Regions from separate parts of the Mus musculus genome. Here all the other regions are linked to region 3. A link is a loop called in an ENCODE intact Hi-C map of the cell type or tissue named here. Cell type or tissue: heart. All regions are shown on one strand.

Region 1 (8,000 bases), 60 kb after region 3:
CTTGGCTCCTTGTACTCTCCATTTCTTGATCTTAAAACATGGGACTAAGGAGAGCTGACAGCTCCAGGATAGGATGGGGTCTCAGCGAGGTAATGGAGGCACTGCACACAAGGTGCACGGGGCTTACTTAGCTCAGAGCATGGGCTCTTCACTTCTAGCTGCCATTTTTGTTTTGTTCCACAAAGAGTACTCTGCTTTTTGTTTGTTTGTTTTTGAGACAGGGTTTCTCTGTATAGCCCTGGCTGTCCTGGAATGCACTTTGTAGACCAGGCTGGCCTTGAACTCAGAAATCCACCTGCCTCTGCCTCCAGAGTGCTAGGATTAAAGGCGTGCGCCACCACACCCAGCCAAGTACTCTGCTTCTTACAGTAGGAAGCAGTCTTGCCTCTTGGCCTCGGGCTAGACCTACTACAGCACTGTTTGGGTTTGGGTTTGCCCGACCTGAAATCCTCAGATAATCACACTGTAGACCTATTCCCGTTCGAATAGCCAATCAAGAAACCAGGAATCTCCATGTCTTCCACCCGTACAGCCTTTTGCTTTATTTATTTATCTTAATAATCTTCCTTTAAGCCTCTACCCTCTGACCCAACCTTGCTGGTCTTTTTTTTTTTTTTTTTTTCATTATTAGAAAACCTACCAGATGAGTTATAATGTACTTTGGTGAACACCGTCTGTCCAAGTAAGTGAGCCAAACCCAGCCACTTTGTTGGTAGGAAAATGGAAGATGTCTGAAATTGTACAGAAAAATCATCGTAGGATGGACTGGGGACCATGGACACACACACACAAACACACACACACACACACACACACACTTTCTCTGTGTGTGTATATGTTTGTGTGAATTAATGAGACGATTTCAGAAAAGCAATTGCCAGCTTTTCTGCTTGAAGATTATTGTCATTCATTAATCTGTATTTTTAAGTCTTGTGTGAATCTAAAATTTATGCATAAAGTGGCCTATGAAACAAAATTTAAAAGCTTGAGAGAAACACATCCAACGTTAACATGAAATTACTCTGCATTTACTGTTTTGCCTTAGGGTATCTCGCAGTCCCTAATCATTTCCTCCTTATCTTTAGGGCAGAATTTCTTACTAAAGGTGCCACCTGGATGGTTATGGTGCTGTGTACATGACATCCTGGCTCTCAGGTGGTCAAAGCAAGATGGATGTAAAGCCCAGGGAAGCCTGGATGCATCAGAATACAGAAAGGCAGGCAGGCGGGTGGGCAGGCGGGCGGCGGGCGCATCTGGTCTGTAATCTCCCATTTTCTAGGCTAATCTGAACTACATAGCAAGTTCACAGCCAGTGTGGGCTCCATAAAGCAAGAGTTGACGCATTCCCCTGACAAGAAAAGAAGTCTACAATCTGGTCTCCCTAATTTTTAACCTGTTCTTTTTAGCATGCCCAAGCCTGGGTTTAGGGATTTCTGTCACACCTGATGTTTCTCTGGGAACTCGTGGCAGGTGTCAGTTTTCTGTATCTCTGTGGCCTGTCTTACGGGCGCAGACTGCTGTGCTCATGGGAGTCTTCGCCTTGCCTGTCTAGCTGTTTTGATTTCTTCCCCGTCCTGTGACAACAGTCTCCCACCTAGTCACTTCCACCACTGAGTCTGCTCATGAGTTGTCTGTCTTGCTCTTAGTGGGCAGTTATAGCTTCCTCTGCATCTCCCTGAGATCTGCCCATTTGTCCCATTTTCAGCAGCCCATCTCTTGTTGGATTTATGGCAATAGCTTCTTACTCCATCCATATGTGAACTTCTCCATACACCGTGGTCAAGGAAAAGTTCATGCAATTGCTTGAGAAGTGCAAGTGGCCTCCGTTCACCAGACCTAAGACACAGGCAGGACAGATAAAATATGACCTTGGAAAGCAGGTTTCAGAATGTCATGTTTCCCAGCCCAGAGAGATCAGATGACTGACTCAAGGTCTTCAAAATGCAGCGCTGGGATTAAACCTGTCTGCAGCCCTGGCTTTCAGAAAGCTGTCTCTAACTGGAAGTTTATTGATTAGTTCTTAAGGGTATTGCTGGTTTATTCATTGTTCTTTGTATGCCAAGATTCTATAGACTACCATTTCATTTATTTTCTTCGCTTAAAGTAAGCTATTGAGCAGCTCTGTTATGTGATTGCCATGATACTTTATCGTTAATGTAGAAGATAACAGAATCTGGGGTAGTAATTACACTGAATGTCCAGGTTTATGATAAAAACACTTAGAGTGTCCCCCATGTTCCAGAAAACATCTAAGGACCTGGGAAAATGAAGTGTGAAAAAAAAAATGAAAAGGTAATAAGAAAAATTTTGGTTGGCTGGTTTTCCTGCCGACTTTTTAAAAGGGTGGCTTTGGAAGTGTTTGTTGTTGCTGTTTTGTTTCCTTTTAAGAGAATGTGTCAGGGCTGGGGTGGAGCTCAGTGGGAGAACACTTGCCTAGCATCCAAAAGCCCTGGGTATGATTCCCAGCTTTTCAAATAATAATAGTAATTAATAGATAATAGGGCAGTAAAGCAAACCTTTGCTAATCCTCTGCACGTTAGTGTAAAACAGAGGGGCCTCAAAGGACCATCATTGCAAACATTCTGCTTCTTTGTTTGTTTGTTTTGTTTTCTTTTGTTTTGTTTTTGTCCCCCCCCCCCCCCCCCCCCCCCCCCCGAGACAGGGTTTCTCTGTATATCTCTGGCTGTCCTGGCACTTGTTCTGGTTCTTTTAACTCCTTGCTAGAGCCCCTCACTGGTTAAAGGGCCTTAAAGTGCAACCGGCTTGGCTGGGCCTGCAGACCCTGTGTTTATTAGTAGACACTGCTGACTCCCCAGCCCTCATCTCTGAGCTCCCCTGCTGAGCTCTGGGTGAGTCTGTGTTGTGCAAATGCGTCTTTCTAGCCTTCAGGAACTGGGGTGGCTGCAAATCACTCTCTTCATCCAAGATGATATTTCTCTGATTAAAAAAAAAAGTATGAATATTTAATGTTTCATTATGATATTTGGATGTTTACGAGAAAATCAATATTTTTGAGTGATGACACATGTAAAAATTGTGTTTGTTTTGCCATTTGGTTGTTTTCCTTTGTGGTGCTGAGCATCTAACAGGGCCATGCTAGGGCAGCATTCTGCAGGAGTCAACCTCCAACACTAACTTGGGCTTTGACTTGGTTTTTGTGATGGAAGTGGTGGGGCTGAAGGGGGTGGGTGTTGTTCAGGCTGGCCTCTGTAGTATGCTTTGTAGCCCAGGCTGGCCCGATGTTCTGATCCTTCTGAGTGTTGGGACTATGGATATACCACTATGTCTAACTTAATAATAAAATTTAAAGAAACAAACAAGTCCTTCCCTTATCCAATGAAAAACTGTACTGCAGATTTTTTTTTTCCTTTACAAGATTCACTTTGTATTAAGTTACCAGCAAATTATGCTTTGGAGCAGGGCGTGGTGGTGCACGCCTTTAATCTCAGCACTCGGGAGGCAGAGGCAGGGGGATTTCTGAGTTCCAGGCCAGCCTGGTCTACAGAGTGAGTTCCAGGATAGCCAGGGCTACACAGAGAAACCTTGTCTCGAAAAACAAAACAAAACAAAACAAAACAAAACAAAACAAAACAAAAAATTAAGCTTTGGAAAAAATACTGTTGCTGTTGATACTGTTGCTTCATATATGGTAAAGCAATTTTCAGCCTTCCTTGGAGAGACTTTATTATGCTGAGGTACTCTGAAAAAAATATGTTCACTTAATAGATACTTAGCCATGGAGTGTTTTCCTTTCTTAGTATTTTTGGATCTATGACTGTTAGAGTTACTCTGTCAGTGAAGGGTCTTCCCATTAGGCTCCACCCCTCCAGAGGAGCTATAGATAGTAGAAGGTTGCATGTGGAGGGGGGAGAGAGATTCCTTAGTGAGGAGGCTATGAAGCCAAATAACCACCAACCCTGATGATGATGTGAGCAACCAAAACCAAAGACAGCAAAGCAGGAGACAGACTGGGGAAGGATTTGTTGGAAGGGATAAGAAAATGATGTGGGGGAAGAAAACTCTCTCTCTCTCTCTCTCTCTCTCTCTCTCTCTCTCTCTCTCTCTCTGTCTCTCTGTCTCTGTCTCTGTCTCTCTCTCCTGTGCCAGTGCTTGGTTGCCCGTCCCCTTTCCATAAGCACACACACAGGAGTAGAGAGAGGGTCAAGAGCCAACACTGTAGTGTGTGTTAGTTGCCTTCAGCTTTAGATAAGTAGGGTGGCTGCAGAAGTTGACGCTGTAGGGTACAGAAGTTACTATGAAATTTGTATCTTTTACTTTGTTGCCTTTTTAACATATGGATGAGTTTGGAGAACACCTTTAAAGTTGATCTTGTGGTTCGCTTTTCAGTTCTCTAGAAATGCCATCCACCAGAAGATACCCGGACCTTATTGAGTTGATACTCTTAGTGTTTGGGGTGGTGAACACAGCTGGGTCCATACTTGTTGGGCCGTTGATGGAATTTGAGCAAAAGTTTGCTCTAATTTGCTTAGCTTCTGATCCAGGAAGTTCAGTGTAAATAGCTGCTACTGGGTTTACATCCAACTTGATGGATGGGGCATCTCCACCTCCAAGCATTTGGGAGCATGGCAATAGTCCCCCCTTGGCCTGCAGTGGGGACTGTCACAGCTTTACATTTCCTATCCTACCAGGCTGGCCTGCCTTCCAGGCTTCCCTGCATTCATATATGAGGTTTGCAAGCAAGGCTCTTCCAGCAGGCTCGCATTCTGAATTGATGGTGTGTTAAGCAGTAACATAGCAGTTTGTTTGTATCTACTGGCAACTGGAACAGCCCTGGTCTGCCAGTCTGGAAGTGGTAGTCAGACTTGTGTGCCATCAGTGCTGACCAGCAGGTGGCAGCAGCTGCATTTTGCCATAGCAGTCCTGGCAGGATAGAAGGTAAATTCCTTGTCTGTCCAGAGATTTGGCAAGACAGCGAATATTCTTTATAGTGTGTGTACGTGCACGCATGCACATGTGTTCATCTTGTATTTTTCCCTCTCAATATCATCAGAGTGGACTCTGTTGTCTGCCTGTATGTGCTCTGGCTTTGCCTTCATAACTACTTTTAAAAGTCTGTCTGTTTTGGTTCAATGATCTGATATTTTTTCCCAGAATAAAGACACTGCTTTGATTTATGTGTGTGTTCTTTATTGGAAAACTTGTTAATACTTCGTAATTGTATATGATTAAGGTTGATGGGAAATGAGCATTTTAAAAATGATCACAGAGAAACCCTTTATGGCAGTGACTTTGGTCATGAATGTAGTTTCTATGACCCCCCATCCCAAAAGGGAATCATTTTACTCTATTTCTTTTTCGTCAACGTTAGTTTACAATTGTTCAGTTGTTTTTCTAAGTTATTTTCACCCATACCTGAAACCTTTTGTTAAAAAGTGTGTGTGTGTGTGTGTGTGTGTGTGTGAGTGAGGTGGGATTGGGGGAGGGGTTCGTGGGGTCAGAGGACAACTCTAGGCGGTTGGTTCTCTCCTTTCACCTTTTCATGGTTTCTGAGGACTGAACTTGGGTTGTAAGCCTTGCCTGGCAAGTGCCTCTAGCCAACGAGTCATCTTGCCAGCTCTCCTCCCCTCTTTGAGATAGGATATCTGTGTAGCCCAGGCTGGCCTTGAACTAAGGTTCCTCCTACCTTTATCTCCCAAGGGCTGGGACAACAGGCAGGAAGTGACTCTTGGCTTATGCAGTCCTGGGGATCTAGTCTGGGCTCCATGAATGCAAGACAATGGAGCTATATCCCCAGGCCTGTAATTTTTTTTTTCCAGTACATAGATTTCTATCTTATACAAAAACCCCTGTGTTCAACTCTTTCTAGCCAAGTGAAGCCTAGCAGGCAGAGTACCTCACCTCTGTTCATGATCTCTCTCAAGACATTCTGCAAGCCCCACGCTGTCACCCCGCTGGCACCAGGTGGTGTAACCAGGTTCAGATGCAGACTGAGTTATAAGCTGAAGGGCGTGGTACCTGGGTCTGTGGAACTCAGAGGATGAACAGAAGAGGCTGGGGAATCAGGCCCAAGCCTAGCTTTCAGGAACAGGCTGACCCAGGGAACTGGCCCTCACTCCTGGCAAAGCCAGCGACCAGTTTTTGAACCCATGATCACATTGCTTCAGCTGAATGCCCTACCAGCCAAATGAGTGCCACACGCTTCCATCCTCCAGGAAGTCCGAGGCTGGGCACAGGTACTTCAGTTACTTCAACAGTCAGAGTTGTCAGTAGAAATCATCCAGTTGGCAATGAGCACCCTACTTTTCGAATATTAGACTCAGCACTGATACATATGTGCAAGAGCATCTGTGAAAAGCAGTGTGCCTGGGACTGGGAGAGGAGTTGTGACAGGGACTGTGCACCATTGTGTATTCATATCTCCATATTCCCAACTAGCCAGCCACATGATGTCTTCTTTATGCCTGTGCCCCTGTTTTGTATAGATGCTCCTTCTAGTAAACTCCCTCGTCAGAGTCTAGCTCATGGGCCACCTGTTCCATCAAGTTTGCCTTGATCTTACTTCTTCTGTATGACTACCACTCCAGGCATGCATTCTGTAATTTATGCCTATTTACCACTTTATTTTATTTGTCATCTTCTAGCAGATGGGACTCTTCCAGGCTAAGGAATAGATTACTCATTGTGGGTTAAAAATAGAGTCTTGAGTCCTACCCAGGGCTCAGCAAGGTAGGTTTGATTGCATGCACCCCCGCTGCGCTGCCAGGTGGGCACTGGGATGTGAGAAACCACAGGACCCTGTCTGGGCCGAACTGAGGCCAGGGACGTCAGGTTCTCAGTCTTGGACACTGCAGACGCTGCTGGATGTCTAGGAAGAGCTGAGAATGGAGCAGGTGGACCCTCGGGCAGGCTCTGGCCTGCGGCTGAAGGGAAAAGGACAGAAGAAGGGAGCTCCAGCTGGGTTCCCATGGGGAGGAGAGTCCTAGACCTGCTAGGTCAGCTTGGCTTGGGTTGGCTGGCAGTGTCCTAGCTGAAGCACGGGGAAGCCTCCTGGGCGGAAGGTTAGACGCATGACTAGTTAGGGGAAGGCCTGTATCCATTGCTCCAGCTGAATGCCCTACCAGCCTGATAAGAAGAGGCAGTCCATGGCTTTAAGATGTTTATAGTAGAAAGGCAGAGAGAGGGAGAAGAGTAGAGAAGTAGAGACTGTAGCTGCAACAGGAGCCAGGGGCCCAGGGCCTAGGGCATGTGGCCAAACCCCTGCTGGAAGTCACCACCTACCGAGTCACTGGGGACCAGGCTGTCTGTGCACAGCTCACCACCCCACACTCATATCATTCAATTTGATTGTTTAAGAAGAATTTCCAAAGCCAGCACAGGTGTAGTTCCTGTCTCCCAGAAGCACAGTCTTCATAGTGGGACAGAAGAGAATCATGATAGCACATATATGTGACAGAGGAATGGATATTCCACTCCAAAAGTGGCCATGACCGTTAAGGTGCAAAAGTGGCCATGACAGTTAAGGCAAGAAGAGGGTTTCTGAGAGTTTGTCTGCATCTTAGCATCTGCAGAGCCTAGGGCAGTGGTGGGATGAAGCTTTAATTCATTGCAACACTGCAAATGAATTGAATGATTTCCTTGTAGTGACTTTTCTCTCTCGGGTTAAAAGCTTTTTATTGATTTGAGAACCCACAGGCACTTTAATGTTATTTTTTTTTTAATGTCACAAGAATGAATCCTGTAGAGCTGTTATGTTTAAGTGTTTTTCCTTTTTAAAGATTTTTAAAAATTTTATTTGTAAGGGTGTCTTGCCTACATGTACATAAGTATACTGTGTGTGCAAAGGGCCCCTGGGTACTAGAAGAGAGTCCTTCTATGGGTGCTAGAAGATAGTGTTGAGTCCTCTAGAACTGGGCTCACAGAAGGTTGTGAGCTGTCATGTGGTGCTGAGAATCAAGCCAAGGTCCTCTGTAAGAGGTCTTAGCAAGTGTTTAAAAGAAACCCCTTGTTTCTTTTCATGTAGGAACTTATTAATTTAATGG
Region 2 (8,000 bases), 440 kb after region 3:
GCTAAGTACTCAACCATGCCAGCCATCTTTGGAAGATTCTGCCTTCTTAAAACATAGTGCTAAGTTAAAACATTGCAAAAATACTTAAGGGTGTAGGTACATGAGAGTTGTAGAATTTTCTTAAGTTGTTTTTGTGATGCTGGGAATATACACTTAACACATCATGCAGGCAAATACTTTTCCTTTAATCCACACCTCTACGTCTGTCTCCTGATTTTATTGTTTTATGTTGGCATTTAAAATGTAATACAATTTATTATGTGTCAATGTGCGTGAAAACTCTGAATTCCACATAAATTAACTCATCCTCTGAACATTCAAGAGTGATGGTCCTCGCTGGATGACATACGTTCTCGGTTACCCTGTTCCATCCACTGGTGGATCAGATCTTTCATTTCACAACAAGGAAAAGAAAAGCAAGAAGTGTCTATTCCCTGTGGAAAGTATCTTTACATTATAGCTAAATTAAATGCTCTCTTTGCTTTTGTCATATTTCCACACATTTCACATAATTCTCCAAAATGATAATCATGTTTCCAAAATTTTTCTTGAACATACCAGATTTATTGTCAGCAAAAAGATTAATGTCTCTCCGAATATGTAGGAGACAGTGTGGAAATAATGCCTATCTATATTTATTGTTGTGAAAGATAGACACAACACCAGAGAAAGTACCTCATTTAACCTAGGAGGATGTTGGGCAGCCATGGCTCACTCCTTTAATCCCAGTACTCTGGAGGCAGAGGCAGGCAGATCTCTAAGTTCAAGGCCAGCCTGGTCTACAGACCAAGTTTGAGGGCAGCCAAGGATACACAGAGACACCCTATCTCAAACAAACAAAATAAATCAGAAACACATAAGGGATGGGGAGATGGCCCTCCGCTGAAATAGTGCTTATGCAACTAATGATGAGAACATGGTCACAAGACCCTGTCTCAAAACATAAGTTAGAGAGAGACTGAGGAAGACTGGATGTCGACATCTGGATTCCAGAGTGATGGAGAAATGTCCTCATGTCCACATGTCCACATATATACCTACAAATCCTGTGAACTTGCATAAACATGTACACACACAAAATTAAGTGACTGTAAAATTATCAATATTCTGCAATAAAAACACTGTAAATAGTAATGTTTTTATGAGCTTAACACCTCACCCTGTGCTTATAACTCCAGATCCCATGGAACCTTAGGCAATGTGAAATCATTAGTTCTACACTACCATAGCCAAGAAAGTGACATCTAAACTCAAAATAGTGTTTATACATTTTTTGAAAATGGGAAAAATGAGTATGTAGCAACAAGGGCTAACTCAAGAATTAAGAATATTTTTATGTAAATTTTAAAATGTTCTGACTTTTCTATGTTTGTGTATCAATTTGATTTTATAATATGGAAATGAAAATCCAATTTATATATTAAAAAAACAAGCTGGAAAGTGTGACAAATAGCTACATTTCCAACTACTCAGGAGGCAGAGGCAAGAGAGCCAATCAAATGCAGGAGCACAGCACAAGCCTAGGCACAAAAGGAGAACCTGTGTCAAAAGAAAGAGGGAAAACACTTTTGTACATATTTTATGGATATTTATTTGCATCCAGTTGTGTGCTGGGGAGCTTTATACCAACTTGACACAAGCTAGAGTCATTTGGAAAGAGGGAACTTCAATTTCGAAAATGCTTAATTATCTTAATTAATGATTGATGAAGGAATGCTCAGTCTGTTAGCATTCTGTCTAAACTCCACCCCACAGTTACCTGGCAACAGCCAGGTAGACCTCGGCCACTATAAAGGTGGCTACTTATCCCCTCCTCCCTCTCTTGCCCCTTTGCCTCTCTCTCTGGCCTCTGGCTCTCTTGCTCCCTCTCTCCTCCCATTCCCTTCCCCTCCCTCTCCATGTGGTCATGGCCAGCCTCTACCTCTCTCTCTCTCTCTCTCTCTCTCTCTCTCTCTCTCTCTCTCTCTCTCTCTCTCTCCTCTCTCCTCTCTCTCTCTCTCCTCTCTCTCTCCCCCCCCCCTTTCTCTGCCTCTACTACCCTCTTAACTCCTCCCCCCATGCCCTGAATAAACTCTATTCTATTCTATATCATCGTGTGGCTGGTCCCTCAGGGGGAAGGGATGCCTTGGCATAGGCCTGCTGAGGTACCCCCTCCCCCCATACCTCATCACACCCCCACAGAACATATTCTTATACCTCTTTATCTTTTTATAAACACATCCCAGTCCATTGTGTTGGTAGGACCTCTGAGTTGTTGGTCCTGGGTTCTACAAGAAAGCAGGTTTACAATATCAAATTAATGAAGAGATACTTGAAGCAATCCCACAAAAATCAGGAACAAGGCAAGGCTGCCCACTCGCCTCATTTCTATTCAATATAGTACTCGAAGTTCTAGCTAGAGCAATAAGACAACAAAAGGAGATCAAGAGGATACAAATTGGCAAAGAAGAAGTCAAGGTATCACTATTTGCAGATAATATGATAGTATACACAAGCAACCCCCCAAAGTTCTACCCAAACCTTCTACAGCTGATAAACAACTAAAGCAAAGTGGCTGAGTATAAAGTTAACTCAAACAAATCAATAGCCTTCCTTTATACAAATGATAAACAGGCTGAGAAAGAAAATAGGGAAACAACACCCTTCATAATAATCACAAATAATAGAAAATATTTGGAGTAACTCTAACCAAACAAGTGAAAGATCTATATGACAAGAACTTCAAATCTCTTAAGAAATTGAAGAAGACCTCAGAAAATAGAGACATCCCCCATGCTCATGGACTGGTAGGATTAACATAGTAAAAATGGCCACCATAGGAAGACCATCAGTCTCAATTAACCCAGACCCTTGAGATCTCTCAGACACTGAGTCACCATACACAAGCTGGTACTAACCCCAGCCCGCCAATACAAACACACACACACACACACACACACACACACACACACACACAGAGAGAGAGAGAGAGAGAGAGAGAGAGAGAGAGAGAGAGAGAGAGAGAGCAGAGGTCTGTCTTGTCCCGCCTCAGTGGGAGAAGTAGTACCTAAGCCTGAGAGACTTGAGGCCCCAGGGAGTGGGGAGGCCTGGCGAGGGCTGGGTGAACATCCTCTTGGAGACAGGGGTGGAGGAGGAATGGGATGAGAAACTGTGGGGGTACAGACCGGGAGGGGCCAACAACTGGAATGCAATAATAATAATAATAATAATAATAATAATAATAATAATAATAGAAAAGGAAAAAAAGAAAAACTTCCCCAGACATAGGAAAATCATTTGGAGCCCGGGTTGGCCACAAGATGGCAGTGTAAGGAGACTTTTACTTCCTCTGTCCTAAGAGCTTTCTTGTGACATAAGAAAACCCACAGAATCAACTCATTTAGGCTCATAGGGGCCCAGATACTGAAGTGACATCAGTTGTTCAGAATGGCCTGAAACAAGAAATGTCTGTGGATGGGTCAAAGGGTAGGTGTCTAAGAAGGCCTAGTTTCATTGTACGGGGTAAGGGAGGTGGGTTCAGGAGGGCCAGGCACCTAGAAGTATAAGGTGGTGGAGGATGCATAATGGTGCTAGGCCCAGCTTGCCTGATAGAATAGGCTGAATAATAGCAAGATGTCTATCATTGACTGATTCCCTAGAAGTGTATGTGGGTTTATAGTCAGAAATCCAGAAAGGATCTGCTCTGCAGCAATGTTTCATGTGACACAGCAGTTCTCGACCTTCCCAATGCTGCGACCCTTTTATACATGTCCTCATATTGTGGTGACCCTCAGTCATAAAATTATTTAATTGCTACTTCATAACTGGAATTTTGCTACTGTTATGGATCATAATGTACATATCTGATCTTCAGGATATCTAATATGTGACTCCCCTCCTAAACGGGTTATGACCCACAAATTGAGAACTGCTGACATGACAGATCTCTGAGGGTGCAAGTTGTATGGCAGTCAGGTGTCCAACAGGATTTGTCCCCTCGCAGTATATTTAGGGTAGTGATGGGAGTGGAAGGGTATATACAAGAGTAATGTCTGTTTTAAAATATAGCTGCATGTTTATCAACAGAGAGAGTGAGAAGAATGTGTTCAGTGGGGCCAGATACTTTGATGAAGGGAGGGTCCTAGAAGGACCTAAACCACAAGTTCAGTAGGCCTCATATCTTGGAGTGCTTGCAGTTTGGGGGTAGCAATTGGTCTTAATACCCTGTAGCTTAAGTAGCAGTGATAGGAGTGTGGTGAACAGCAGAGCTTGATGCCTAGTGGTTTACATGAAGTCGTGGAAGGATTAAATCCAGTAGGTCCTGGTAAAAAGTTCATGTGAGCGAATATAGGGGAGGGTAATGGGCAGGACCTGATTCCTAGTTCACATGTACTGGACATTAATAGTCCAGTTGTTACCTCACGCACTGTTAGAGGTCATGCTGACCACTCCCACTTCTTCCATTCCATAGAAACTTCTACACATCAGGCCCTGCTAGACAACATTCCACCAGACACCATATCTGCTAGGAATTAGTTTATGCAAAGCACCCAATCCTCCAGAGGCCCTCTACCCCTCTAGACAGTCCCCTTCCCGTCCCTCCCAGCTTCCTCTTCTACATGGAAGAAAGGCACAGAAGCAGCAGAGCAGTGACCTGCGTGAAACCAACCCACAGGCTCTTGCCATGCCTTTGACTTTCTCTTCTTTGGGTTTGACAGGCCTTTTCCTGATTGGCCTCTGTTAACCTCAGTGCGCGTAGAAGGCTTGCTAACCAGCAGACATCAGTGGACACTTCAGAGTCAGACCCATAAGCCTGCTTGTCAGAAAAGAAAGGAGGGAGACTGATGCTGCTCTCAAGATCTTCCAGAAGTGAACCACCCCAGACTTGATGCTCCAGCTCAGGCTGGGATCACATTCCTGCTCTTTCCACTAAAGCTCAACATGCAACTGCAGCAGCGGGACTGGCTCCTGTGGAGGGGGCCTATCTACAGTTCTGCCCCCTGAGACCTGCTGCTTCTGGGACCTGTTCTCCACAGAGGACCGTTCTTCCTTGACTTTGGGGACCTCCTAGAGCTGATGGTTATAATCTCTCCCAATCTTTCTTGATTTGTATCCTGCTGCAAATGAGAGTCTTAAGGTCTCTTCCTTCTGGGTTCTATTTATGTATTTCTTTGTGTGAATTATTGCTCCTATGTTAGAAGTAAAACTCCCACTTTTTGTCTCCTTTCACTTTCTGTCCACTCCAATCTTAGAGTTATGACAATTGGCCAAAATGAGTAGAACCCATGGCACATCAAGTTTCTATAGAATCAGATGCATCCTGGGTGGGCATCTAAGCCACTGACCCCGCTTGATTGGGGGGTGGACAAGGGGCATCCCCTGACCTGGGGCCCCAGGATGATACCCTGTAGCCCTGGGGTTATGGGAGAGAGGGCTGAGGGAGAGAGGTTCCCACGCAGGTGAGAGTATGCACAGGGCCTTGATGAAAAGAGACAGTCTATGATTTTAGAGCTTTATTGTAGAAAGGCAGGGGGAAAGAGAAAAGCTGGAGAGAGAGAGAGAGAGAGAGAGAGAGAGAGAGAGAGAGAGAGAGAGAGAGAGAGAGAGAATGAGAGAGAGAAAGAGACAGAGAGAGAGAGAGAGAGAGAGAGAGAGAGAGAGAGAGAGAGAGACTGGCCATGGAGGAGAGAAGGGGGAAAGAAGAGAGAAGAAAGGCTAGAGTAAGAGGGAGAGAGTAAGAGATGAGAGAGAGAGAGAGAGGAGAGTAAGAGCAAGAGAGCAAGAGGAGTAAGAGTAAGAGAGTGAGGTGGGGCCAAGCAGCCCCTCTTATGGTATTCTGTATCTTTACTGTTGCTAGGTAACTGGGGAGGAGTTTAGCCTAAAGGTCAGAAGCTTGGGACATTGCCTATGTGACTACTAACCATGCTTCTCTTGTGGGGGCGGAGGGGGTGGTAACTTCAACAGGAGCCACGGTTCCAGGAGACATGAGAGAACTCCTTCTGTCCCATGTAGGTGAATTATCATCACTGGGTCCCAGGGTTCAACATCTAGCCTCAACTGGAAACCAGGCTGTCTGTGCATAGCCTAATGCCCCACAGTTAAAAACTCAGTTTCTGGTATCAGAGGTTTACAAATAGTTGAGAAAACTTAAAGAGGCTGTGGGCAGGACGGAAGGGTAAGACCAGGCTTCAGTAAAGCCCACCCTGTTTCAGAACTGTGATGCCAGGAAGATGCTTGCATAAAGTGGGAAGAACACAGAAAAATGGAGCTTGCTAGAAGCCAAAAGATTGTTTTGAGTAAGGATCTTTCAAGTTTTTTCATTTAACAATCCATTTTGCCCAAGAAATTTTTAAATGACCCAAGGTAGACATAGATATATAAAATAGATATACAAATCAAATATTTACTAATGAAAAATCATAATGAAGTCATTTAAAAATAGTTCTTTGTTGTATATAAAATTTACTATTTATTGAAGACAAGGAAATTTGTGTATTGATAGGAGGGATACACTTGCTTATTTTACATGAAGAGATACCCTTGGCTAAATAAGTAATAAACAACATGGTTCATCAACATTTTCATATCTGGTGGATATTTTGATTTTAAAACCCTCAAAGCTGATATTACAACTTTACATAAATACTTAGTACAAAATGTTTAGGACCATTTCATAAGCTGTTGGAAGTTCTGTTCTCATGCAAAGCCAGAATTAATTTAACTCATTTTTTTATGAAACTGAGTAATTTTTTAAAAAGTGAACATCCTAACGCATTAGAATCCACAGATATCTAATGAGTGATGACACAGAAAACTTTGAATCTTTGCTTTCATAATTAAGTTGTTGTGTTGCTAGGAGAGCAGAAAGCTGTGGGCAGCGAAGCAATGCAGCTGATGATGTACAGTGCTCTCTAATCTGAGCCCAGCTGTTTCAGGCATCATTGATTGACGCTGTGTGGAGTGATATCATGCAGTCCACATGTCACGTGTTCACAACCATGGCTGCAGTGCAGTTGCCCATCAACACTGCTGAGGGCTGCCAGAATAGCCCAGGTTCATTACACATGTGGTTTTAAGTTAACTTTAGGTCACTGCATGATCAGAAATCTTTCACTGTTTCCCATGTTTTTGTGATCTTCATAGTGTGACTCTAAATGGGGTTGTGACCCACAGTCTACACAGCCAAGATGCAGAGAACAATTCCCAAAGAGAAACTGCTGCATAAAGGGTCAGTGGTTTTCTCTGATTTGTTTTAAACAGTTATTCCATGTTGGTAATTACTTCACAAAGTGATTGATCTGCTGTGTATGATACTTTGTCTCTCCTGGTTTCCTAAGTGGGTACGGAACATAGAGATAGCCACAGGAGAACAACTAAATGCTTTGCTGTGCTTATCTTCCTGTTCAAACAAAAACCTTCAACTTGGGATATCTAAAAACTCATTGTGAACGATTTCCATATGTAATTTTACATGAGGATGATTGAGAGTGAATTTTCATACTTATTTTTTTCCATGACAAATGTGATCTTCCAAATAATAAACCAGTACTCAAGAAAGGAAAGTAAGAGGAGGATAGTTTCAGATCAAAAGAAAAAAGATTTGGATAGAACAAAGAGTTCTCCTGATGTCTCATCCAGTTCCTGTTGCAAACAGCTTACATTAGGATGTTAGGTTTCATTCATTAGAAGTAGTGCTTCATGCTACAACTAATACAAATATATCAGCAGATCTAAAGATAGAGGTATCATTGTTCACTATCATATCTATCATCTATTCACCTATCATTGATCTACATCTATTTATCTATTATCTCCCATCTCTACCTATCATGGCTTTATCACCTACCTATCATCTCTTTCTCTCCCTGTCTATTACCTATCCTATCTATCTATCTATCTATCTATCTATCTATCTATCTATCTGTAACCTATCTTATGGACCCATTTTGTTTGGAACAAGTCTTATATGACTTAGGCTGTGCTGAAAGGAATTCACTGTGTAGCCTAGGTTGGCCGTAAAC
Region 3 (8,000 bases):
AAGCCTGTGAGCAATCTCTGCCCTGTGTCCCACGATAAAGTTGGTGTGGCACATGGGCAACTTTTTACTTTGTGAAGTTAGGACTTTCTAAGTTTACTTCCCAAGGCTCAAGAAATGTTGAATTGGTGGGTAGGTGCACAAGGACTTAGCTCTAGTGTAAGTAGCCACCTAGTGGCAGCTGTCTGCATCTGACCAGGGTCCTGTGTTGAGTGAAGTCCTCTGATTTCTCCTCTGAGAAAGGCCATCTGTGACTTACAGGGCTTGCCTGGCAGCTTGGGGACGCGTCCCAACCCCTCCATATAGTCTTTCCTTTGTTGATGGGTGGGCTCCATTGCTGTACTTCCCTAACAATTACTGTCTATTGTCTTCATCTTCCGCGGAGAGGTGCTTTCAGCTCTGGCTGCCGCTCCTTAGGATTCCAAGCACTTGGCATTGGGCCCACACATCTGTAGAGTTACAAGCTCCTGAGGTAACTATGCATGGCCGTGGTTTACAAATACCAACACAGACTAGCACCCTAGGATCAAAGCATTCAAGGAAAATGTGCCAGTGTCCCACCTTGCTCCTCAGAAGAGGTAAGAAAGGACTTTTCCCCCCTCAGGGCCAGGGAGATTGAGAAGTCCGGGGAGCTGGCATCCGAGTTGGCCACGGAAAGTGAAGCTGTCAGGGTTTTGGCTCTGTTTAGCTCCATCCTCCCAAACACTTTGATGGTCTCCCAGCCAGCTCTGAAATAGCTGTGAATAGGAATCTGATTGTTGCGTGCCATGAAAGACCAAACAAACTGGCAATTTAGAGAAGTCTTTGTGTCACCCCTCCCTTGCAGCACCCACTTTCTCCACCCCCCCCCCAATAATTAATGTGATCAAATAACCCCCCTCATGTTTAGAAGCCCGAGATCAGCATATCAAAGGGTGGGAAGGGCCTGGCAATCCTTACCAAACTCGCTCTGAGGGAAACAAAACTTATTTGCATAGGAAGAGACTTCTCTCTCTTTGCCTACAGCTGAGGAGTTTCCCCATAACTCCCTGTTTTGGGAGAAAATTGGCCAATTCCCTTTTTGATTCAGTCATTTCCTGAAGGTAATTCCCGAGAGTTGAAGCTCTGGGTCCAAATCCCCTCCGAGGTGGGAATGAATTGACAAGTGGAAGCCCCGGCAGTTTACTAATTCATAACTCTACCCCCTCCTTCTTCGTGTTGCTAAACACTATAATCTGTGACCTGAAAGGAAGAACACTACCAGCAAGTAAATATTGAAAAGGCCCTATGAAGTATAATGTGTGTGAATTGTGCCTGGGGAGCCCGTCTGCTGGGATGAAGTTCTCATCTGCTAATGAAAGTGAGGCGGTGGTTTTACAGGAGGTTGAAAGGAAATACTTTTAAAGTGCTAAGGGCTGGAGTTTAGTGTGTGAGTATTCCGTGTGACTGAGCGCGCACTGTTGTGAATGAATGAACTCTGTGCCACCGAGGACCACTGGGAACCCTGAGAGGAAGTGGAAGCATGACTCACGGATGTGCTTGAACTGTGTATCAAGGTGTGTGTGTGTGTGTGTGTGTGTGTGCGCGCGCACGCGTGCTAACTTCAGAGCCAGATCTGAAGCCTGGTAGGAAGAAAGACCTTGGATCATAGCAAGGAGAGGGCTCCTGGCTTACAGCGCTAGGCTACTACCCACATCTGAGGACAGCGGCCCAGTCTCTTCTGTGCAGTCTCGGGCGTGCATCGCCTGTCCGGAGGATTCACATCACCCTCAAGACTCAGCCAGGCTGGATGTCACTCACGGTGGCTTTGTTCTAAAGGCCTCCAGATGAGATTTATCTAGGCATCTGGTAAGTGAAACTTTTAAGTTTTACAATTTGAACCAAGCTGCTTAAATGGAGCGAGGGATTTGGCTAGAGAAGCCCATGGAGAAGACAACACGCAGTGCGCATCCATTGGTAGCGAAAGTGGGGGCCACTGGGGACCTTTGGCCTCTGTCTCTCGCAGCATGAGTGCCGGGGCTTCCAGAGAAAGGCTCATGATTGTCTGGAGGCAAAAGCTTTTCTCCAAAACTCGTGGAAAGGAAACAGCTCCTTGCTCTCTTGCTTTATACGCTGTAGTGTATTTAGAAAATGTTCAGAGCAGCCTACTAAAACATCCGTGTTATCTGCCTGCCTGCCCCGCCCCATGTTTAGCGCTGCCTATGTGTTTCTACAGTGCTGATATTAAGGAGTTCCTTGGGTGCTACAGTTACCATTCAGTTATTTCTTTCTCTCAGGATAGATTGACAGGCCTATTTCTAAGTTACCTATGTCATTTTTTAAAAGGTGGTCATCTGGTTGAGTTTTGAGACAGTGTCTTATGTGTCACGGGCTGCAGCAAGCCCGTCAAGTAGTCACTGGTAGGCTCTGATCTGTGTCTGCCTGCAGAGTGTTGGGATCACAGGCATGTACCACCATGCCCAGTTTTTGGTCCTGTTTACGGGGTACTGGGGACTGAACCCAGGGACTTGTGCATGCTGCACAGAATTCTACCAACCATGTTATGTCCTTAGCTTACTTTGTTTTATGTTTTAACAGAGGGTTTTACTGTTTTCTTTCTTTAAAAATTTTTTTTTCTTGATTTTTCGAGACAAGGTTTCTCTGTGTAGCCCTGGATGTCCTGAAACTCACTCTGTAGACCAGGCTGGCCTCGAACTCAGAAATCCGCCTGCCTCTGCCTCTCAAGGGCTGGGATCAAAGGCGTGCGTCACCACTGCCTGGCTTTACTGTTTTCTTAAAGGTTATATACTAATTTGTTTTAATTTCTCATGATAATAATCATGCCTCCAAATGCTATCTGGATATAAGACTAAATGTTTAAATATTACTTCTTGGTTTCAGGGTCACGGTCAGTTAAATGGTATCTGAAGGCTTCCGTGCTTCGGTCTCTTTATCCATTCACCTTGAGCCATTAACAGGGTGGTATTAACTACCAGTGCCTTTACTCCTTGGAGATCCGGTACTAATAGCCTGTTACCTGTCCTTTGGTTGATTGTGGTCTACAAATTCTCAAAAAGATGCATCTAAAAATGACAGTGATTTTTCTGGATATGGATCGCCTCTTGAGTTTTGGTGTAGTCATGGCTGTCCCACAAGGTGGCACTATTGCCGTGCTTCAGTGAATCTTTATGTGGAAATCAAGGTCTAGCTCCGCCTGGTTTAAATATCTGTGGTGTCTGCCATTCTGTGTTGTCTCAGTATATTTCTAAAAGGCGAAAGGAAAATGCTAAAACCTTCCTTCTCACATTATCCAATGAATTTTTATTATGAATTCACAGAGTTAAGTTTTGCTCATCATTGGAATCAGGAAAAGGGCTGATGCTGGAATCTCAAAAACCAGGCAAAGTCAGGAACTTCTCTGTGCTTGCTTTCTGAGAACTGGGAGAGTAGTCACTTGGGGGGACCGGAAGTTATGCTTTTAGGAGACAATAGGAGAGACTAGCCTCCATCATGGAGTGGGATTTGTAATATGGGTGTTGGCAGTGAAAGGTTCGACAGGGTCAGGGCTGAGGGGTGAACTGCATTATGAGAGCCAGCAGAGGAGAGCAAAAGCGGAGAGGGTAGAGTGGGCCCAGTACTCTCCTCAGGGGAGGAGGGAGAATCAAGTCAAGACTCCCACTTCTGTTGCAGGGAGCTATGGCTGCCCTCCAGTCGCCAGCACAGCTAGCTCTATCCTTTTCCTTGCAAGGTAACTAACTGGAAACTTAGAGAGCAGACTGAACACCCACTGCTCGGAGAAGGAAGTGGTGGCAGAGACTGTGGTGATGACAGACAGATGTCCACCGATGACAGCTGGGCAGGAGAGCTGAGGTTGGGGGGGATGGGGCACTGTGAGCAGGGGGATCAGAGAGAAATGACCGTGGAAATGGGACTGCGGCTGCAAAGTGAACAAATCCCTTGGTATAGTAGGTGGCAGGGCCGAAGGAGAGGGAAGTGGGGATAGCAAGGGTTTATTATTATTATTGTAAGTGTGTCAGTGGAGAAATTACCCACAGGTCATTTGGCTAAACCTGAGGCCTCTTGTGTATGTCATATTGTGGTTTCAATATGCTGGGCTCAGAGAATGGGAATTGGAGGAAGTGATATTGTAGGGGTGGGCTTTGAGACCCCCCTACTAGCTGCTCATGAGACAATCTTCTCCTGTTTGCTTTTGGGACAAGATGTGAAACTCCATGCACCGCGGCTGCCTGGGTGCTGCCCTGTTTCTGCCACAATGACAATGGACTGAATCTCTGAACCTGTAAGCCAGCCCTAATTAAATGCTGTTCTTTATAAGAGTCCCCTTGGTCATGATGTCTCTTCACAGCAATGGAAACCCTAGCTAAGACAGAGGGGTTGGTTTGTCCCTGCTGAACTACAGACTTGCTCCTTACTCTGAGTATGTCCTAGAAGGCAAACGCAGGCCTTATCCATCTTCTGACTACATATAGATTGCTAGATGGTCTACAGATAATGCATGAGCCAACTGTCTCCATGTGTATCGGATACAGCCTCTCGGGTGGCTCTCAGGTCCTTCTGTAGCAGTTCTGAGCGTCTAGGGTGGAGTCCAGGGGTTTGTAATTTAGTACTGGAAGACGTCACTTGGGACCAGGCTCATTTGGACTCTTTAAATGAAGCAATGCCTGGAACACTGCTCTTTGTTTTGCATGTGTGTGTGTGTGTGTGTGTGTGTGTGTGTGTGTGTGTGTGTCTGTGTCTGTGTGTGTCTGTGTGTCTGTGTGTCTGTGTGTGTCTGTGTGTGTCTGTGTCTCAGGAGCTGTTCACCTTGTGATTCCTCCCCGCCTCCTCACCCGCCGGCAGGGCATGGTGTCTACAGAGGCCAGAAGAGGGCATTAGAATCCCTGGAACTGGAGTTCCTGACTGTCGTGAGCCACCCTGTGGGTGTGGGGAATCAAACCAGGGTCCTCTGGATCAACAGTTTGTGCTCTTGACCACTGAGCCATCTTTTAGCTTCCGTTCTGTCCTTTATCCCTCGTCCATACTGTGCCCACAGTGCCGTAGAGCACTGCTGGGTTTTATCTCTCATGCTGCTGACATGGTGGATGGGTACTCACTCAACTTCTGTTTTGTGACGCAGACACAGGTTTGAAGTTGAAGCCAGGTTCCTCAGCCAGGCAGCGTTTGAATCTGCATACTCCTTCCTAGTGAATCCCACCATTTTCTTTTACTGGTGGTGGCTCTATTGCAGGTGGGTTGTGCGTTCTGCCACCTGCTGGTCATCTACTAAAATACAAATCATGTTTTGAGTCATTCTCCACATATAAGACAGGCTTTCAAACAGGACTGTTCAATAGACATAAATGAGGCATAATGACTGCTTTAGTACAGCCAACTGCTCTGAGTTGAAAGGTTTACATGTAGTGCTGCAAACCTGACAGAGCTAATTTCCTCTTATTTGGAACTTTTATTTTTTTCAGTCCAGGTGTTAAAATTTAATGAGAACAACATGTTTTAAGGGATCAGTTTTCTGTGTTAATCTCACAAAGAATGATCTTTTTATATGCCACATGTCTGTTCTAGGGATAGATGATTTTGGTGGCTCAAGGCATTGGGAGGGCCCTTGAGATTCAGATTCCATGCTGTTGGAGAAGTGTGATCTTGGAAAATGGCTATATTTCCTTGTTATTGGGGTTACTTTGACCATGTGGGACTGTGGGTCTCAGTATTGGCAGGAAGTAACAATTTCCAAACGCTTAACAGAGCACCTGCTTGGTGCAGGGCCCAGCAGGATAAACTGCATAGATGAGAATGTCTGTGTAGTGTGTGACCTCACAGCGACATTTCCTCATTGGGATATCTCTGAGACCCTATGTTCCCGAGCTTCTGTAATTGAAACACACTGAAGTATGTGGTTTCATTTTCATGGTGACAGTCGGAGGCACCATCTGATTCCTTCTGGGTGATTCTAAGTGGTCAGACTCAGGCGGAGTTCGTGCTTAGCGTTGGATGCACCTTTTCCCCTTTCTCCTTTTTGTTTAGGTTTTTGATTTTTATGGTATAGGGATGGAACTTGCACATGCTAGGCAAAAGTACACTGCCTCTGAACTTTGACATCCTCAGCCCCTGGGTTGGATGCATCTGAGACTGTTTTACATTGTAGTTAAGATTAGAAACAACATAGCCATTTTCACTTTCTGCCTTTTGCATGTAACTATTTGTAACACACCTAGTGCCTCCGTTGGCAGCTCAACCTTCAAAAAGGAGCCGTTTAAAAACATACTGCTCTTAAACAGGGAAGAGGAGTGTGAATACACAGCCCAGGAAGGGATGCACGGAACAAAAGCTCTAACCACATGGTCTACTGAACCGGAATCCTTTCTAAAACATGGCTCCAGCGTTCCACGTGGGTGAGAATCTAGGCACCAATACATTTCAGCCGGGTCTGACCTCGTGTCTGTACTCTCTGAGCAGTGCTAGGCTAGCACTCACAAACGGACACCATCTTGTCTGCCCGCACCGCCCCCCCCCCCCCACACACACACAGACATTTATTGGGCTACTGATAAGCACTGAATTCAACTATTGATTTCTTTCCTGGGAGGCTTTAGCTTCATTAGGAAAGTCAGATTTTGATCTTTTCTGAGCTTCGATGTAATCTCATTTTTAGAGGAGGTCTCATCTGGCTTTGGCCAAATAATTATACTTACATATTAATTTCTAAGTGACACTTCGTTGCTTTTTGGAGTCATGTCATTTTCGTAAGTGACATCTGGCCTGGTGTGTAACACATGCGTCACTTGACTCTAACTGCCCGTGTGCTGAAACAGTCTTTCAGTTATGAACCTACCTTTAGCCAGATGTGTTTTTCCTATGACTATAATCAGTCATGCTCTGTATCTTGCTTGCAGAAGTCGGGAGACTGATACCTTTTCTTCTGTGTTCTGTTAAAATATTATCAGTGTAGCAAACTTCAACATATGCTCAGAACAGGCTGTGAGAGAAAGGGAGAGGGAGAAGATTGACTTTGAAGTGACTTGCTATCATCATTACTGTCAGGATTGTCAGTATCTGTTACATCTGTTTGCTTTTGGAGACAGGCTCTCATCCTGGCTATGTAGTCCAGACTGGTCTCTAACATACAGCTGTTCTCTTGCCTCTTGATTTTGGGCTCACAGGGAGGCACTTGTCTGTCTCTGCCTGCCTGCCTGCCTGTCTGCCTGCCTCCCTATCTATCTATCTATCTATCTACCTACCTACCTACCTACCTACCTACCTATCTATCAAACTGTCTATCTGCTGTCTGTCTGTCTGTCTATCAATCTTACTTTTAAGCTAAACCGCTGACTACTCAGTGTAGGTAAGGTAAGGTGCTTATACCTTTACAGTAATTATTATTATTTTCCATAGTAATTTTTCTTCACTTGTCAGGATTTTATACTTCTCTGTAAACGACTTCCTGTTTCTCATCATTTTGGGGAAGAATTATGTCTCCTAACAGACAGTCAGGATGAGAAATACAGCAGCTTTGGAGTTTAGAGTTTTCAGTGGAACCTGGATGCTCCTAGAGAGAAGCCTTTTCCTGACAGGCCTCTTGTGCCCATGCAGATCTGCAGCATCCTTCAACAGGCCTGATGTGATTGTTCGAATCTGCTCCTGGCATTTTGGGGGCTCGGGGGTCCACTAGCCACACCTACTTCATGTGCCATGAGATCCTCTGATGCCCATTTTCTTCCACTGCTGAAACTATCTTGCCAGCAGTGGGCATTTGGGTGCCAGTGTGTTCCCAGTTAGCTTTCATTATGGTGGAGAAATGAAGCCCTTGGTGTCCAGCATGCAGTGGCTCCAGGAGGGACAACAGGAGACCCACATGGTACAGTTGTAAGTCTCCAGAGCTCTGTGTTCACTTGGGAACTTTTGGAGACAGCACTGTCCTTGTTTCTGAGTCTCAGTAGGAGAGAGCATTGCTGGGCTATCAGGGAGGTCATCAAGAGACTGTGTACTGTAGTGCCTGCCTTAGCTTCTGCTCGCCAGTTCAGTACCCTCCC

What was found. Peaks named below come from ENCODE experiments on the same cell type or tissue, not always from the same donor. Only the 100,000 strongest peaks of a DNase experiment are listed, where the experiment ranks them.
Region 1: a loop joins it to region 3, with 2.9 times the contacts of the local background. A loop is called at or near these places in 10 of 42 quality-filtered maps.
Region 2: it touches region 3 in a loop (5-fold over the local background); 5 of 42 quality-filtered maps call a loop at or near these places.

What each region holds. Positions count from the first base shown.
Region 1 is chr10:18,448,733-18,456,732 of GRCm38, forward strand. All of the region lies in intron 1 of Nhsl1 (NHS-like 1), which reads left to right. Among named protein-coding and RNA genes, the nearest start is that of Nhsl1, 45 kb to the left of the region's middle. In heart, no CTCF peak of the experiment used is centred here; DNase peaks (open chromatin) are centred at 4,809 and 6,999; H3K27ac peaks cover 4,969 bases.
Region 2 is chr10:18,832,790-18,840,789 of GRCm38, forward strand. Gm32926 (predicted gene, 32926) reads left to right here. Exons shown (of 5, transcript NR_152783.1): 5 at 4,698-5,208. Among named protein-coding and RNA genes, the nearest start is that of 4930444F02Rik, 4.9 kb to the left of the region's middle. In heart, a CTCF peak has its summit at 3,308 (motif pointing right); no DNase peak of the experiment used is centred here; H3K27me3 peaks cover 353 bases.
Region 3 is chr10:18,388,687-18,396,686 of GRCm38, forward strand. It overlaps a transcript of Nhsl1 not described here. Among named protein-coding and RNA genes, the nearest start is that of Nhsl1, 15 kb to the right of the region's middle. In heart, CTCF peaks have their summits at 184 (motif pointing left), 3,114 (motif pointing right), 5,200 (motif pointing left) and 5,405; DNase peaks (open chromatin) are centred at 275 and 1,525; H3K27ac peaks cover 944 bases.